Regions from separate parts of the Homo sapiens genome. Here region 2 is linked to region 1. Evidence: chromatin loops called from intact Hi-C (ENCODE). Cell type or tissue: K562. All regions are shown on one strand. Each heading gives the region's core, and the rest is flanking DNA. Links, peaks and the distances in the headings are about the cores only.

Region 1 (9,503 bases), core at 489-8,488:
GAATCTGTTTGGGTTAACAAGGCTGCCACCATATAGCTGGTTTTCATTCTCTGCCCCATCAAGCTCCTCAACTTTCTGTATTATCTGAACCACAAAGCACCATACACCTCCCTTTGGACTTTTGTACAAAATTCCCTTACTGTAAGACATGCCCTTTGTCTAATTTCTGATGCTGAATCTTGCCACTGGGAACACTGAATGTATCTTCACCTATGGGCTGAAGGCCTGGCTCAGTTTTAGATACAGTAAGTACTGGGCAACTGGGGGCAGATTGGTGCGTGCTTTCCTTGGCAGGATTATGTGCACTTCAGGTCCCTTGGGTGACAGTCTTCTTGTTGACTAGGTATTTTGTTACCCCTTTCAAGGCAGGCTGGAGGTTTGTGAGTTCCTTCCATGGTTCAGTTTTTTTTTTTTTTTTTTTTTTTTTTTGAGAGTGTCACTGTCACTCAGGTTAGAGTACGGTGGCACGATCTCAGCTCACTGCAACCTCCACCTCCCAGGTTCAAGTGATTCTCCTGCCTCAGCGTCCTGAATAGCTGGGATTACAGGTGGCCGCCACTATCCCCAGCTAATTTTTTTGTATTTTTAGAAGAGATGGCGTTTCACCGTGTTGGCCAGCTGGTCTTGAACTCCTGACCTCAAGTGATAGCCCTCCTCGGCCTCCCCAAGTGCTAGGATTACAGGCATGAGCCACCACCCCTGGCTTCATTCTTCAGGAAACCATCTAGTTCAATTTAGCTTCAAAGAATGTCTTTCCCTTTTTGGTACAGTGGGATCTTACCTCTGGTTGCATCTAAAAAGCAATTCTGAATTTAAGAATCTTTAAACTCTTGGGACTGGTTAAGTGGTTTGAGTCTCAAAGGGACCTAAGTCATGGAGTGTCTGGAGGTGCTCAGGGTGGCATCTTGGAAAAGTAAATGGAATGGAAATTCAAGAGCCCACAGCAATCCCAGATAACTCAGAAATCTCAAAGAGAAGCTGCTTTCAGGTCTTTTTTGAGACAGTCGCTCTGTTGCCCAGGCTGAAGTGCAGTGGCGCTATCTCGGCTCACTGCAAGCTCCACCTTCCTGGTTCATGCCATTCTGCTGCCTCAGCCTCCCGAGTAGCTGGGATTACAGGCGCCTGCCACCACGCCCGGCTATTTTTTTTTTTTATTGTATTTTTAGTAGAGAGGGGGTTTCACATGTTAGCCAGGATGGTCTTGATCATCTGACCTCATGATCCGCCCGCCTCAGCCTCCCAAACTGCTGGGATTACAGGCGTTAGCCACCGCGCCCAGCCTCTTTCAGGTCTTACTAAAACCAATAGAAATGTTTGCATTCTGGTTGAGTAATATCCACTTGACCAGTGCTTAGGTGAACATGCTGTAGGTACTGGTATTATCTTCTGGGGCAACGCATCAAAGTCCCAGATGTCATGGAATGTACATTCTGCTGGAATTGCCCTTCAGAGTACCTGGGGAACAAAAGATGATCCTTATTATTAAAGATGATCCTGTGGCTTCAGGCACCCTCAAGGCCTCTTGCATTTCCCCCATAACTTTCTCCAAATATGTGTGCAGATTCTTTAATCCAGCATATATTCTAACAACATACTTGTGTATGTGTACATATATGTACCAAGATGTGTATTACTGCAGCTTTATCTTAGTGAAACTTAAAACTAGTACATTTATACTTGAATATAATGCAGCTGTTACAATACAAGTGAATTAGATTTATACGCAGTGATCAGAAGGATCTCCAAGACATGCTGTTAGGTAAACAATATCCAACAACTGGATTCCCAGCAAGCCAAGAAAAATTACGTTTTGTGTACAGTTAAATAAACAGATTGAGGAAAAGGACTGGAAGGATACACATTGAAATATAAACAGTGGTTAATTGGAGAAAAGTAGGAATTTAGGGAAGAAAGGTTAGCTGTTTACAGTATACATAAAAGGAATAGATGTTCCTGCAGTATTAAAAATGGAAATAATTTTTAGGCCAGGCATGGAGGCTCACACGGGTAATCCTAGCACTTTGGGTGGCCAAGGCGGAAGGATCTCTTGAGGGCAGTTACAGGTCAACTGAGCAGCATAGCAAGATCCTGTCTACAGAAAATAAAAAATAAAAAAGGCCCGGCTCGGTGGCTCACACCTGTAATCCCCGCCCTTTGAGAGGCTGAGGGCAGCGGATCACTTGAGGTCAGGAGTTCGCGACCAGCCTGGCCAACTTGGTGAAAGCTCTTCTCTACTAAAAAATATAAAAAGTAGCTGGGTGTGGTGGCGCATGCCTGTAGTCCCAGCTACTTGGGAGGCTGAGACACGAGAATCGCCTGAACCCGGGAGGTGGAGGCTGCAGTGAGCGGAGGTAGTGCCACTGCAATCCAGCCTGGGCAACAGAGTGGAGACTCCGTCTCAAAAAAGAAAAAGAAAAAGGAAAAAAAATTTGGCCAGGTGCGGTGGCTCACGCCTGTAATCCCAATACTTTGGGAGACTGAGGCAGGTGGGTCATGAGGTCAAGAGACCGAGAGTATCCTGGCCAACATGGTGAAACCCCATCTCTACTAAACATACAAAAATTAGCTGGGCGTGGTGGCGTGCGCCTGTAGTACCAGCTACTCGGGAGGCTGAAGCAGGAAAATCGCTTGAACCCGGGAGGCGGAGGTTGCAGTGAGCCGAGATCCTGCCGCTGCTCTCCAGCCTGGCGACAGAGCAAGACTCCGTCTCAAAAAAAAAAAGAGGAAAGAAAAGAAAAAAAAAGCCAGAAAAAAAAGCTCACGCCTGTAATCCTAGCACTTTGGGAGGCCGAGGCGGGCGCGTCACTTGAGGTCAGGAGTTTGAGACCAGCCTGGCCAGCATGGTGAAACCCTGTCTCTATTAAAAATACAAAAATTAGCCAGAAATCGCTGGAACCCGGGAAGCGGAGGTTGCAGTGAGCCGAGATCGTGCCACTGCACTCCAGCCTGGGCAACAGAGCGACTCCGTCTCAAAAAAAAAATTAGTTGGGCATAGTGGCCTGTGCCTGTAGTCCTAGCTACTCGCGAGGCTAAGAGGGGCGTATTGGTTGAGCCTAGATGGAGCCAGTGCACTGCGGCCTGGGTGACAGAGGGAGATTCTGTTTCTAAAAAAATTAAAAAGAGTAACAGGAAGTTTCACTGGGCGGGGGTTGGAATGTTTATCTAGTTTAGCAGCGAAGTTCTAAGATAAGGTCTGAAATACAATTTACACCTTGTAAAGACTCCACTCCCCTGGCCCAAGCACTAGTTGTAAAAGTCGATTTGATCACGAAGTGACCCTGTGTGGTTGTTTTGGGAGCGCAGAGTCTGGAAGCGAAGGAGGTGGGGGCGTTTCGAGAGTTGTGGACCAGGTGACTGCTGAGAAGGAGACAGTAAACCGGGGACACACCTGCGGAAGAGCTCTTCAGGGATTAGGAAAGGCTACGTCCTTGTCACTGCTGTGTGTCCCCAGATGGACAACTCCTCAATTGTCTGGAGGTCGGGGGCGTGTTGGACAGTCCTGGTCGCTGAGTCATGCTGAAGCACTCTCTTTTTGACTCACTCTTTGTGACGTAGGTCTTTCTCACCAGTCAATAAAATATAATCCGAAAGCAACCTCCGGGCTGGCTTTAGCTCAGCGGTTACTTCGACAGTTCTTTAATTGAAACAAGCAACCTGTCTGGGTTGTTCGAGACCCGCGGGCGCTCTCCAGTCCTTTTACCTCTCTGGGCGGTTCGAGACCCGCGGGAGCTCTCCAGTCCTTTTCACTGCTGAAGTTCAGCTCCCTTTCCATGGTAAAAGGAATCAGGGCTCCTCGGAGAAATGGCTGATTTTAGTACTGGGCAGGAAATATAGAAATGGACGTGGAGCATCTCATAGAGCTAGAAAGTAAGGAAATGCTTAAAAACCAAGAACAACCAAACTCAACTTTTAAAGTTTTTTCAATGTTTAGTATGTTCATGTGTTTGTTCTAACAGTTGCCTGTATACTTGTATCTTCTCGCCCTTTTTTACTGAGGCCCACAGGATTTTTTTCTTTCAAATCTAATGGATGTTCTAAGATATACCTTAGACTTGATCATTCCATATAAGTTTTCCTAGGTTTCCTTTCGATATGTAGACCCAATTTTTTTTTATTATAGTTTTGAAGATTACATCGGTTCCATTATTTTATTCTTCTTCAGGGACTGCAATGTATGTTGGATCTTTGCCTCTATACCACTTTCTCTCTGATCCTTTGAATTGCTTTCTTGATTTTATTTTTATTTTATTGGCTGTTTTAATGCCTTTCCTCAATACCAGTTATTATATTTTAAGTAAAAGTTTTTCCTCTTTGGAAAAGCTTTCCTTATGATTTAGTTTTCTTTTCAGAGATTTTTTTTCTTCCATATCTCCTGCTTTTTTACAAACTGCTTATTTTGTTCTTTGTCCATTTCTGTTCTGAGTTATTTTTCTGATTCATGGCATTTTTTTCATGTTACCAAATGATTGCTTAAGGTTATCTAATTTAGGTTGAAGTACTGTGTTTCAGTTTTCTGGTTTCATGGTTAGTTTTCAAAAAAATATTGATTTTCACTTAACCTTTTTCTATATACCATGTCTGCAATTTTCTGTGCATTTTGAAATATTTTATTTTCCAGTTTCAGCAATTACAAATGAGGCAGTAGTTTGGGTGCCTTACCAGCTTTCTTACTTGAAGAGTGCCCTCTTATTTTTGTTTTCGTTTTTTTTTTTTTTTTTTTTTTTGAGACAGAGTTTCTCTCTTGTTGCCCAGGCTGGAGTGCAATGGCGCGATCTCGGCTCAGTGCAACCTCCGCATCCCCGGTTCAAGCGATTCTCCTGCCTCAGCTTCCCAAATAGCTGGGATTACAGGCATGCGCCACCATGCCCGGCTAATTCTGTATTTTTAATAGAGGCGGGGTTTCACCATGTTGGCCAGGCTGGTTTCGAACTCTTGACCTCAGGTGATCCACCCACCTCAGCCTCCCAAAGTGCTGGGATTACAGACATGAGCCACTGCGCCTGGCTGGAGTGCCCTCTTTTGTTGGTAGAACAAAATGCATTTTTCCCCCAAATAGGAAGCCCTTTTTTGGAGAGTGGAGCACAGGCTGATATCTTGTGATTTTGTGATTTTCTTTTATATCTCTGAGACTCTTAATTTTCTTTTTCTTTTTGAGACAGGGTCTGTCTCTGTCTCCCAGTCTGGGGTGCAGTGGCACCATCTTAGCTTTGCAACCTCTCCCTCCTGGGATCAAGCGATCCTCCTGCCTCAGCCTCCTCCAGAGTAGCTGGGACCACAGCTGTGCACTACCTCACCCAGCTTTGTATTTTATTTTATTTTTATTTTATTTTATTTTTGTAGAGATGGGGGTCTCGCCATGTTGCCCAGGCTGGTCTCAAATTCCTGAGATCAAGATCCGCCCACCTCGGCCTCACATAATGTTGGGTTTAGAGGAGTAAGCCACCGCACCTAGACTGGTACTGTTATTCACTGCTTGCTTCCTTTCTCTTCACCGTGAAGCCCTGAAGGGGTACCTCCCCTTCAAGTCACCTCTTTCCTCCTGCCTTTGCAACACTGCCATTACCAGTCTCAAACAATTTCACCCCCTTTTAAAATACGTCTCAGTTCTTGCATCTACCAGATCTCAGACATACTGTCAGCATGTCTCCACTCAAGATGGGACTCTCTTTTTCTGGTGGTGGTTTAGCCTTTCTGTGCCATCTTGGCATCTCTTCTAGAGCATGGCTCTGTAACTGGATCTGCTGGTTTTGGATGTATATATCTGCTTTTATATAAAATGGGGTTTATAATTTTCTCTGTCTGTAAATTATGTTGTAGCCATAGATGGTTTTATTTGTTCTCCTTAGTTTTTTTTTGTTTATAGGATGTGTGAAGAGATTCAAATTTAGGTAACTGGCATTATTCTATAGGAATCTGGGAGCCAGAACATTTGTTTTTGTTTTCCATAAAAATTTTTAATTGTGGTAAAATACACAGAACATAAAATTTGGCATATGAACCATTTTACACCTTTTTTTGGTCTTTTTTTTCCTTTTTATGGAGAATGGGGTCTCACTATATTGCCCAGGCAGATCCCAAACTCCTGGGCTCAAACTATCCACCCACCTCTGCCTCCCTAAGAGCTGGGATTACAGGTGTTAGCCACCATCCCCAGCCCATATGAACCATTTTGAAGTGTTCAGTTCAGTGGTGGTAGGTACATTCACACTATTATGCAATCGTCACCACTATCCATCTCCAGAACTCTTCATCTTTCAAAACTGAAACTCTATACCCACTAACTCTCCATCTCCCTTCATCCCTAATCCCTGGCAACTGCCATTCTGCCCTCAGTCTCTATAAATTTGACTACTCTAGGTATCTCATAGAAGTGGAATCATACAGTATTTGTCTTTTTGTGACTCATTTATTTCACTTAGCACAATGTTCTTTTTTTTTTTTTTTTTTTTAGAGGGAGTCTCATTCTGTCACCCAGGCTGGAGTGCAGTGGCATGATCTCGGCTCACGGCAACCTCCGCCTCCCAGGTTCAAGTGATTCTCCTGCCTCAGCCTCCCAAGTAGCTGGGATTACAGGCACCCACCACCACACCTGGCTAATTTTTGTATTTTTAGTAGAGATGGGGTTTCACCATGCTGACCAGGCTGGTCTCGAACTCCTGACCTCAGGTGATCTGCTCACCTCGACCTCCCAAAGTGTTGGGATTACAGGTGTGAGCCATCACGCCCGGCCAGCACAATGTTATTAAGGTTCATCCATATTGTATCATGTACCACAATTTTGTTCTTTTTTAGAAAGGATAAATAATATTCTATTGTATGTGAATACTACAGTGGAATATTATGAAAATGGAATATTTTGTTTAGCCATTGTCCGTCAATGGACATTTGGGTTGTTTTGACATTTTGGCTATTATGAACAATGCTGCTAAGAACATAAGTGTACAAATATCTGTTTTAGTTTCTGTTTTCTTTTTTTTTTTTTTTGAAACGGAGTCTTGCTCTCTCCCCCAGGCTGGAGTACATTGGTGTGATCTAGGCTCACTGCAACCTCCACCTTCTAGGTTCAAGTGATTCTCCTGCCTCAGCCTCCTGAGTAGCTGGGATTACAGGCGTGTGACACCAAGCCCAGCTAATTTTTGTATTTTTAGTAGAGACGGGGTTTTACCGTGTTGGCCAGGCTGGTCTCGAACTTCTGACCTCATGATCCACCCACCTCAGCTTCCCAAAATGCTGGAATTACAGGCATGAGCCATCGTGCCCGGCCTAGTTTCTGCTTTCAATTCTTTTGGATATATACCAGAAATGGAATTGCTGGACTATATGGTAATTCTATTTTTAGTTATTTAAGTAACTGCCATACAGTTTCCCATAGCAGCTATATCATTTTACATTTCTACCAATAGTTCAGAAGGGCTTCAATTTCTCCACATCTTTACTAACATTTATTCTGCCTCTCTCTTTCTCTGGGTGTGTGTGTGTCATTGATAGTAGCTATCCTGAAGAGTGTGAGGTTGTATCTCCCGTGGCAGCTTATTTGATTTTAATCTTTCTTAATCATTAGTGTATTTAAAACTCCAAGTTTGCCTTTACGTACTGCTTAGTTGTAGTACACAAATTCTGTCATGTAGTGTTTCATTCACTTCTAAGTATTTTTTAAGCAGAGTCTGATCTAGTAATATGTGATTTAGTTTCCAAACAAGTGGGATTTTATTTTAGCTATCATTTTTACAAATGTTAATTCCAGGATGCATTGTAGTAGGAGAACATTGTCTGAATGGGATTGGATATTTGGAATTTATTGATGCTTCCTTTATGGCCTAATGCATGGTCTATTGTTGTGTTACATGTATATTAAAAAAGAATGCCTGATTATTTTAGATCTACATATTTTTAAAATTGTTTTTTAGCTCATTCATATCCATACTATTTTCAGGTCTATGTGATCTACAGTTCTTAGAGATGCATGTTAAAACATTTCCAACTACAATTGGTGATTTATATGTTTTTTCCTATTTATTTGACATAGTTGGAGATTGTATTGTGGATGCATGTATGCTTATGATGATTATATCAATTTTCTACTGTTTACTAATTAAACATTTTAAAACTGTGAGGCATAACATACATGCAGAAAGTTTATAAGATATATATGTAGATTTAAATAAATACTTATAAAATGAATCCATATATTCACTACTATATAATCCATATAATCACCACTAAGGATAAGAAAACGTTGCCAACCGGGCGCGGTGGCTCACACCTGTAATCCAAGCACTTTGGGAGGCTGAGGCGGGCGGATCACCTGAGGTCAGGAGTTCAAGACCAGCCTGACCAACATGGAAAAACACTCTCTCTAGTAAAAATACAAAATTAGCTGTGGTGGTGGCGCATGCCAGTAATCCCACTTGGGAGGCTGAGGCAGGAGAATCGCTTGAACCCGGGAGGCAGAGGTTGCGGTGAGCCGAGATCGCGCCATTGCACTCCAGCCTGGGCAACAAGAGAGAAATTCAGTCTCAAAAACAAACAAACAAACAAACAAACAAACAAACAAAACAAAACAAAAAAACTTTGCCAACATTCCAGAAACCCTGTATCTCTCTTTTGATTTTCACAACCCCTTCACTTTTGGAATTAACCATTCACCTGATTTTTATTTTATTTATTTTATTTTATTTAGAGAAGAGGGTCTTGCTATGTTGCCCAGGCTGCAGTACAGTAGCCATTCACAGGTGTAATCATAGCGGGCAACAGCCTTGAACTCCTGGGCTCAAGTGATCCTTCTGCCTCAGACTCTCAAGTTGCTGGGACTCTAGGCATGCACCATTCTGCCCAACTCCATTTACCTGATTTTTATTGATTTATTATTATTACTGGTATTATTTTTGAGACAGAGTCTTGCTCTTTCACCCAGGCAGGAGTGCAGTGGAGGTATCTCAGCTCACTGCAACCTCCGCCTCCTGGGTTCAGGTGATTCTCCTGCCTCAGCCTCCTGAGTAGCTGGGATTACAGTTGCCCGCCACTAGGCCCGGCTAATTTTTTTTGTATTTTTAGTACAGATGGGGTTTCACCATGTTGGCCAGGCTGGTCTTGAACTCCTGACCTCAAATCATCTGCCCACCTTGGCCTCCCAAAGTGCTGGGATTATAGGTGTGAGCCACTGCGCCCAGTCTCATTCTTCAGGAAAACATCTAGTTCAATTTAGCTTCAATTTAGCTTCAAAGGATGTCTTTCCCTTTTTGGTACAGTGGGATTTTACCTCTGGTCACTTCAAAAAAGCAATTCTGAATTTCAGAATCTTTAAACTCTCTTGGGACTGGTAAGTGGTTTGAGTCTCAAAGGGACCTAAGTCATGGGGTGTTTGGAGGTGCTCAAGTTGGCGTCTTGGGAAAGGAAATGGAATGGAAATTCAAGAGCCCACAGCAATCCCAGATAACTCAGAAATCTCAAAGAGAGGCTTCTTTCAGGGGTTTCTAAAACCCTTTCTAAAACCAATGGAAATG
Region 2 (9,503 bases), core at 912-8,911, 140 kb before region 1:
CTGATTCTGTGTGGCCAGGTTGATGGTTTCTTCCAGGGTGCCCGCCAGCAGGCTGCAGTGATGATGCTCTGTGGTCATGGCCCCCTCCTCCCACTGGCCCTGCCAGGCTCAGAATACCTGTGCCCAGATTCAGAGATGCCTGTCACTCAGCCAGCCTTGGAGCCAGCTCAAGGCCTACCCTCCATCCCCACTGATGGGCAGCACATGGTGTGTCTGAGCTCGGGTGGCCTGCACATGCAGGTCATAGAGGGCTGCCAGGTCCTGCTCTGCTGTGTTCCGCTCTTCCTGAAGGGCCTCCAGCTGGAATCTCAGCACCATCTGTTCCTGCTGCCATCTCTGCCTCTCCTCGCAGGCCTTCAGTGATAACACATACTCTTTGGAGTGCCACCTGTGTGCCAGGCTCTGTGCTAAATACTTCAGGTGTATTATTTTATCCAATAACAACCATATGTGGCATTGCCATCTTACAGATTTGGCAACAGTGGATCAAAGAAGTGACCTAACTTGCCCAAATTCTCATGGCTAGTAAAGGTCAGAGCTGACATGGCACATGCCTTTCAATGGTTTGCAGCTCTCCTTGGGGTAAAGTCCAAAGCCAGAGCTGTGGCACACACTTGTCTCTTTAGCCTTGCTTCTGACTACGCACCTGTTCAGCTCCAGCCAGACTGGAGAATTTGCAGTTCCCAGACCCACTTTGCCATTGCTTCCCTCTGAACTTTTGCTTATACTGTTTTGTCTTCTCTAAGAACATGTCCCCACTCCACCCACCCCCCATCAGTTACTGATGAGCAGTAACTGCCCTTGTTAAGCTCAGTGTCCAGTGAATTCCCCTGGCTGATCTCTGCCTGTCCTTTGAGGCTCAACTTAGATTCCATCTCCTCTGATCCACTCCAGCCTGGGTCAGATATGCCTTTTTGGTCCCACACAACCCTAGATCCCCCATCCCATCACTTAGCACTGAGAATTGCCTCATCTATCCCTGACAAGGCTGTGAGGGCCATGAGAGAGGGTATGAACTGGTCGGTTGTGATTGATGATGGATCCTAGCCCCTAGCACAGTGCCTGGACCAATTAGAGCCTCAAGTCCCCTATTTGACCCTCCTTACCTCCTCTTCAGCCACCAGGCCTTTGACCTGGTCATCTGCCACCTCCTCCTTCTGTTCCAAATGCTTCAGCTTCTCTCGAATCCAAATTTGGTGCTGCTCCCTCAGTCTCTGCCTCTGGGCCTGGGCCAAGAAGAGCGGCCGGGCCACATCTGGTATCTGCTGGGCTTGGTCAGAAGTTCATGTGTGTGCACGGATTTAGGACCAGAGCCCAACTTTTCCAATAGAACCTCATCACCAGGGCTGCTCCCAGAACAACATCCAGGACCTAACTAGCCTGGAAGAGCTTGTAGCCTGGGCAGAGACTCAGGAGGCCATGGTGGGGAGAGGAAGGTAGTGGCTCTGCCAGGAGGTGCCATAGTGCCTCTAAGGATCCTATACCCTTAATCCAATAAGTAGGAAAACAGTCCCTCCCCATGGCCTTGCCTTAGGGGTCTAGTCACCTTCAGGTCCTTTATTTGTCAAAAACTTCATATTTCTCCCTGATATTGGGGCAGGGTAAGCAGGGGCACATTAGCTGGGCTCTGCAGCTCTTCACTCCCCCTACAGCTTCTAGTCGTTCCTGGGGTACATGAGGTATTACCTATTCCTTAGGGTGCCTGAGAGGATTCTTTTGGTGGAGCCACGCCTTAGAGTTGCCATTCTTCCTGCCACTAGAGGAAAATGTAATTAATCACACCAAAGGCAGGGAAGACGTCCCACTCCCAGCTCATCCCCAAGTCCCAGACCCACCTTGGGGCTCTCCCTCGAGGCATGGGCTCTGGTTTACTGGTGACTCTATCACCTGCTGAGAAGATATTAGAAGTGATCGTTCCACACCTTTCCTCCCAGTACAGTGTAGGTTAAGATCAGGGCTTGGAAATCAGACAGATCAGGGTCCCAGCCCCTCCTCTTCTTAGCTGAATGACCTCGAGCAGGTGACTGGCCTAGTCTCCATGTGCTTCTCTATCAAATCGAGCTGATAAAAGTTGTGGAGAGAATGAAATGAAGTACTGCACCGAAAGCACTGGGCAGTAAGGCACTTGCTCAATAAATAGGAGCTACCATGCCTGATTCCCAAGCCCCAAGGCTGTAAAAACAAGTTCTAAGCAACTATGAAAAAAGAAGAGAAAGGCCAGGAGAGGCTGGACAGGGACAGGGTTTCAACCACCCTGTGATAAATCATGGAAGACCAGAAAGGCCATGCAGCCTAAGGAGATGAAAGAGCACTAGATTAGGAGTCTAAGGACTTGAGTGTGATTATACTTCTGCTGCTCCTGATTATGCCTGTGACCCCAGGCTCACAGGTCTCACATCTTTTATTTTTCTTTTTCTTTTTTATGACAGAGTCTCGCTGTGTCACCCAGGCTGGAGTGCAGTGGTGCAATCTCAGCTCACTTCAACCTGCGCCTCCTGGGTTCAAGTGACTCTCCCACCTCAGCCTCCTGAGTAGCTGGGACTACAGACATGCGCCACCATGCCTGGCTAATTTTTGTATTTTTTAGTAGGGACGGGGTTTCACCATGTTGGCCAGGCTGGTCTCGAACTCCTGGCCTCAGGTGATCTGCCCATCTCAGCCTCCCCAAGTGTTGGGATTACAGGCGTGAGCCACTGCGCCCAGCCCTCTCACATCTTTTCTTTTTTGAGATGGAGTTTCACTCTTGTTGCCCAGGCTGGAGTCCAATGGCGTGATCTCGGCTCACTGCAACCTCTGCCTCCCAGGTTCAAGTGATCCTTCTGCCTCAGCCACCCGAGTAGCTGGGACTACAAGCGTGCGCCACCACACCAGGCTAATTTTTGTATTTTTAGTAGAGATGGGGTTTCTCCATGTTGGCCAGGCTGGTCTCAAACTCCTGACCTCAGGTGATCCGCCCACCTCGGCCTCCCAAAGTGCTGGGATTACAGGCATGAGCCACCGCGCTCAGCCTCACATCTTTTCTTTAAGCCTCAGTTTGCTCACCTGAAAAGGGCACAGTGCTCTTTCCTGCTTAAAATACTTCTGTGGCTCACCTGTGACCTTTAAGACAAAGTCCAAACACCTCTGTTTTGCAAAGCCCTGTGTGACCTGGCCCCTGCTGTCCTCTCCAATACTTCTCTCCTGACTCTTCCTCAAGTTCTGTTCTTCAATAAATTGAGCTACTTGCACTCCCTCAAGGGGACCAAGCACTTTCTTGCCTCTGAGTCTTTGCCTGTCATTCTCTCTGCCTTCAGGTTCTTCACTCATCTTTGTTGACCTCCTTCAGGAATCACTTCCTCCATGAAGTCTTCCATCCCTCTCTTGCCAAGGCTAACTTAGATGCCCCACAGAATTCTGTGTTTATAAGCCTTTCAGAGCACCGATTATGGTGGTGCAATTGTTTCCTCCCAGGAGATTATAAACTCCATGAGGGCAGGGAATTCCCAGGGCCTATGTGGCACTGGGCCCAGCATACAGTGGGTGGTCAATAAGTGTTTGGGAATCAATAAGTCAATGAATGAATGGAGGTCTTCCTCAAAGTGCTTTGGAAAGAGGACAAGAAGGCAGACTGCTCCTTGGAGCATCTGGCTTCTTGGGTGCTGGCTCCACGCTTTTACCACCTATGGAGAAAGGGTTCAAGGTGGGTACTGGCCATGGCTAGCCCAGGTGCCCTCAGGCTTCACCTTGCTCACCTCTAGCTCCCGCAGTGCCCTTCCCAGCTGGCTTAGCCCACTGTCCGTCAGGGTGTCCTCAAGGAGGCCTAAACGCAGGGGCCTCAGGCCAGCCCGGCGGGCCCGAGCCTCTTCTACTGCATCCCACAGGGTGGGCCTCACCTGTTTCACCTGCATCCTCCTTCCTGAGGCCCCCAACAGAGCAGCCTGGAGCAAACTGAGGGAGCTACCTAGTAAAGGGACACTCCAAGTGAATTACTCCTTCCTGTGGACTCCAAAGCACGCTGCTTGTGATACTTTTACTTTTTATTAGTAGTACTATTCATAAAAATATCTAACTCCCACTAGACTTTTACATATGCTTGATGGCACTTCACTAAGGCTGTTCATGGATTGCCTCTTTTTATCCACACAACACTCCAATCAGGCAGAAGCTCTAATCTATCCTGCCTCCCCCGACATTTTCCAGATGAGGCAATAGAAGCTCAAAGAGGTCAAGCAACTTCTTGGCAAGTGGCAGAGCCTAAACTCAAGCCCATGCCCTTCAACATGATACCAAACTGGCCTGAAGATAAACACGTCTGGCCCTCACTGCTTTATCCTTGTGGGTGTGAACTGCTGTAACCTATCTTCCTCATTCCAAGGGACCTCCCACAGCGGAGGTCTGGGAACTTGCTAGCCAAATGAATGTGGGTTTGTTGATTTTGGAGATGAGGGCCAGACATTTTTTTACTCTTTTATTATGGAAAATTTCAAACATATACAAAGTATAGGAAATCCTGTCTACCTGTCACCTAGCTTTGACAGTTATCAACTCATGCCATTTCTGTTTGATCAATACCCCCACCTCGACCTCCCCCAAATCCCTGACATCATAACATTTCAGAGGCTTGATTTTTTTTTCTTTTTTTCCACCAGCATCTACATTAAGGACACAGAGGCTTTGTTTTTTTATTTTTTATTTTTTTGAGATGGAGTCTCACTCTGTCGCCCAGGCTAGAGGGCAGTAGCACGATCTTGGCTCACTGCAACCTCTGCCTCCCAGGTTCAAGCAGTTCTCATGCCTCAGCCTCCCAAGTAGCTGGGACTACAGGCACCTGCCACCATGCCCAGCTAATTTTTGTATTTTTAGTAGAGATGGAGTTTCACCATGTTGGCCAGGCTAGTCCTGAACTCCTGACCTCAGGTGATCTGCCCACCTCAGCCTCCCAAAATGCTGGGATTGCAGGCATGAGCCACCACACCCAGCTGAGGCTTGATTTTTAATGGGTGTATGAAAATAGGAGACTCCCTTCTCTTCTCTTATCCTCTCTATTCTCATCTATAAATTAGGCCTGCCTCTCTTTCCTTATTTGTAAATTATATCTGCCTCATGGGGTTGTGGTAAGAATCAAAGGCATTTGTGCAAAAATGCTTGGTAAGTGGTTTAAGGTCTCTGAAGGGTGAGGGGTTACTTTCACTATTGACCTTACTTTGCCTCTCCAGTCTCTGTCAGCCTAGGCACTCTGGGGCCCTCTTGGAGGGTCAGACGCTCTCTCTGGGCTGAGGTTGGGGCTGAGGCCGGTTGCGTGATGGGTGAGGCAGGCCTAAGGACAGATCTCAGAGCTTCCCAAAGAACTCCACACTCTCCCCCTGGCCACCTTGGGGGTCCAGGCGAAGAAGTAGGCCACTGTAGTTGTTTCCTTCCAAGAGCCATGAGACAATCCAGGGCAAAGAGCCCTCCGCCTCCTCACCAACAACTTCACCAGCCAACACCCGCAGCAGGGGGCAGTCTCTGCAAGAGGGAGAGGAAGAAAGGCGACGTCCACTGGTGGATGGGGAAAGAAACTGGACAGAGTTACACTCTGATGGAAAGGGCAACTATTTCCAGAAACTTTTGTGTATCACCAGACAGATTTGAAACATTGTACAGATCTTTATTTTATTACTATTATTTTTTAAATTACAAAAGTAATACATTCTCCATGGGCATGGTGGCTCACACCTGTAATCCCAGCACTTTGGGAGGACGAGGCTGGCGAATCACTTGAGGTCAGGAGTTCGAGACCAGCCTGGCTGATATGGTGAAACCCCATCTCTATTAAAAATACAAAAATTAGTCAGGTGTAGTAGCACACGCCTGTAATCCCAGCTACTAGGGAGGCTGAGGCAGGAGAATTGCTTGAACCCAGAGAGTGGAGGTTTCAGTGAGCCAAGATCACACCACTGCCTTCCAGCCTGGGCAACAAAGTGAGAGTGTGTCTCAAAAAAAAAAAATTTTTTTTTAAAAGAAGTAATAGATTCTCATGGTAAAAAATTTAAATTGTGTACCTGACAAGTGACTTGTACCCAGAATATATAAAGAGCTCTTACAACTCAATAATAAAAAGACAACCCAATTTTAAAATGGGCAAAAGAAGATGACATCAGTGAAAATGGCAGAGTAGGGAACTCCAAGAGTCCGTTCATCCCCAGAAACACCTAGCAAAAACAGCCAGAAACAACCTTATTTTAACTCTGAAAGATAGAGGTTTACAGCAACCAATGCTTAACCAGGAGAAAGGCAACTTAAATATGGTAAGAGATCTCTGTGGTGTTTTAACTTACCCTAGCTCCAACCCCTCCCCAGCACAGGGCTAATCTTGAAGACAGCAGCCCAAATTTCTGGTGGGGGTTCCTGGTTAGGGAGGGAGCAGAGAAGATCTTGATCCCAATGAATTGTGTTTATCTTTTTTGACTGTCTGGAATTTCCCTTGAAGAACTGATGAAAGGGAATTCTCTTTGCTTCACGAATCTCAGAACTCTCTCAAGGCAGAGCAGCTACACAGAGGATGTTCCCTGAAAACTGCTAAAGAACAAAAGAACAAGGAACTGCTGCCTGAAGCAAAAATAACAGTTGAGGCAAACAACTGATACCCTGAAAGACTGGGAAAAGTTTGGAAGTGATATTTTTGGGAGAATAAGGGCTTCAAAAAGTTCCCATGTGTACTAGAGAGAGCAGAAAGCACACCCAGGGTAGGACTCATGTGCAGAAAAGGCCCAATAAGACAATAAGCTTTCATCTCTGTCTGGTCTTTGGGCTCAGCACAAGCAGGAAGTGAAGGCTAAAACAGAGCTGTAAATTGCCTGGCTAAGCTTAGGAGTGACTCCACACAGAGCCAATCTGCAAAGACCTAGAAAATTCTTTCTTTTTCTTTTTTCCTTCCTTCCTTCCTTTGTTTTCTTTTTCGTATTCTTCTTTATTCTTTTTGTTTCTTTTTTTATTTGTTTCTTTCTTCTTCCTTTTTAAAAAACAAAACAAAACTTTTTTTTTAGTCGCAGGCATTTAAGGAATTCTATGTTAGGTCACTGGCTGACTACTAAAATAACAAAATGAAGCCTTCAGTGAATACAAAGAATACAGTCTTCAAAAAAAAAAAAAACCCACAAAGATAAAGAGAGAATCTTGAAAACAGCAAGAGAGAAGCAGCTTATTATGTGCAATGGATCTTCAATAAGACTAAAAACAGACTTATCCCCAGAAACCATGGGATAACTTAAAGTTGGCCCTTTATATCCATAGGCTCTGCATCTGTGGATTCAAGCAAGCATGAATCAGAAATATTTGGGAGAAAAATGGTTTTGTCTGTACTGAGCATGTACAGACTTTTTATTGTCATGATTCCCTAAACAATACAGTATAACAATTTACATAACATTTACATTGTATTAGGAATTATAAGTAATCTAGAGATGATTTAAAGTATGTGGGAGGATGTACATAGGTTATATGTGCAAATACTATAACATTTTATTTTTTATTTTTATTAGTTTTGTGTGTGTGTGTTGTTGTTGTTGTTTTCCTTTATAGATAGAGTCTCGCTCCATCACCCAGGCTGGAGTGCAGTGGCATGATCTCAGCTCACTGCAACCTCCACCTCCAGGGTTCAAGCAATTTTCCTGCCTTGGCCTCCCCAGTAGCTGGGATTACAGGTGCCCGCCACCACACCCAGCTTATTTTTATATTTTTAGTAGATAACGGGGTTTCACCATGTTGGCCAAGCTGGTCTCGAACTCCTGACCTCAGGTGATCCACCCGCTTTGGCCTCCCAAAGTGCTGGGATTACAGGCGTGAGCCACTGTGCCAGGCTAATTTTCGTACTTTTAGTAGAGACGGGGTTTCACCATGTTGGCCAGGCTGGTCTCAAATTCCTGACTCCAAGTGATCCACCCTCATTGGCCTCCCAAAGTGCTGGGATTACAGGTGTTAGCCACCACGCCCAGCTATTTGTATTAGTATTTTTTTTAGACAAGGTCTTGCTCTGTTACCCAGGCTGGAGTGCAGTGGTGTGATCATGGCTCACTGAAGCCTTGACCTCCTGGACTGAAGCTATCGCTTCAGCCCCTCAAGTAGCTATTATTATTATTTTTTGCAGTCTTTTTTAATTTTTATTTTTTTGTAGTGATAAGATCTCACTATGTTGCCCAGCCTGGTCTCAAACTCCTGGGCTCAAGCAATCCTTCTGCTTTGGCCTCCCAAAGGCTGGAATTATAGGCATGAGCCACTGTGCCTGGCCCACATCATTTTATATAAGACACTTGAATATCTGTGAATGTCGATATCTGCAGGGGGGTCCTGGAACCAATCCCCAAAAAGATACAAAGAGACAATGGTATTTAAAGTGCTTTAAAAAATCCTGCCAATCAAGAATTATATATCTGGCAAAACTATCCTTCAAAAATGAAGGCAAAATTATGACACTCCCAGATCAATCAAAGCTGAAGTAATTCATTGTTAGTAGACTTGCCTTACCAAAAATGCTAAAGGGAGTCCATCAGCCTGAAATGAAAGGACACTAGACAGTAACTTGAAGCCATATAAAGAAATAAGGAACAATAATAAGGTTCCTACATGTGTAAATATAAAAGCCCATAATATTGCATTTTTGGTTTGTAACTCCTCTTTTTTGCCTATATGATTTAAAAAACAAATGCATAAAACAATAATTGTAAACCTATGATAATGGGCACACAATATATACAGATATAATTTGTGACATTAGCAACATAATGGGAAAATATGCAGATGTATGGGGTAAAATCTTTATAGATATTGAAGCTAAATTGGAATTAATTCAAGCTGGATTGCTATGTGGTTTTTGTTTTGTCTTTTTTTGTTTGTTTGTTTGTTTGTTTGTTTTTAGATGAGGTCTCACTATGTTGCCCAGGCTGGTTTCAAACTCCTGGGTTCAAAAGATCCTTCTGCCTCAGCCTCCTGATTAGCTGGGATTACAGGTGCATACCCTTGTGCCTGGTGAGACTGTTTTAAATTTAAGATATTAGCCGGGCGAGGTGGCTCACGACTGTAATCCCAGCACTTTGGGAGGCTGAGGCAGGCAGATCACGAGGTCAAGAGATCAAGACTATCCTGGCCAACATGGTGAAACCCCATCTCTACTAAAAAATACAAAAATTAGCTGCGCTTGTAGTCCCAGCTACTCTGGAGGCTGAGGCAGGAGAATAGCTTGAACCCAGGAGGCGGAGGTTGCAGTGAGCTGAGATCACACCACTGCGCTGCAGCCTGGAGATAGAGCGAAACTCTGTCTCAAAATAAATAAATAAATAAATAAATAAATTAATTAATTAAAATACATTTAAGATATTAATTGTAATCTCCAAGATGGCCACAAGGAAAATAAGTGGGGTTTTTTTGTTTTGTCTTGCTTTTTTAGACAGGGTATCACTCTGTCACCCAGGCTAGAGTGCAGTGGCACGATCATGGCTCACTGCAGCCTCAACTTTCCAGACTCCAGTGATCCTCCCACTTCAGCCTCC

The links. Peaks named below come from ENCODE experiments on the same cell type or tissue, not always from the same donor. Only the 100,000 strongest peaks of a DNase experiment are listed, where the experiment ranks them.
Region 2: it touches region 1 in a loop (10-fold over the local background); 22 of 110 quality-filtered maps call a loop at or near these places.

Annotation. Positions count from the first base shown.
Region 1 is chr5:140,707,676-140,717,178 of GRCh38, forward strand. LOC105378198 (a long non-coding RNA gene) reads left to right here and starts at 3,601. Exons shown (of 4, transcript XR_001742904.2): 1 at 3,601-3,867. It also overlaps VTRNA1-1. RefSeq lists enhancers at 2,864-4,063, 3,205-3,254. In K562, for the core only: CTCF peaks have their summits at 3,074 and 5,028 (motif pointing left); DNase peaks (open chromatin) are centred at 3,088, 3,476, 3,676 and 5,054; H3K4me3 peaks cover 2,335 bases.
Region 2 is chr5:140,570,093-140,579,595 of GRCh38, forward strand. It overlaps LOC112267855, which reads right to left. Exons shown (of 9, transcript XM_024446282.2): 9 at 4,653-5,484. The coding sequence ends at 5,310. Among named protein-coding and RNA genes, the nearest start is that of SLC35A4, 10 kb to the left of the region's middle. RefSeq lists enhancers at 1-143, 144-643. In K562, for the core only: a CTCF peak has its summit at 5,484 (motif pointing right); a DNase peak (open chromatin) is centred at 5,489.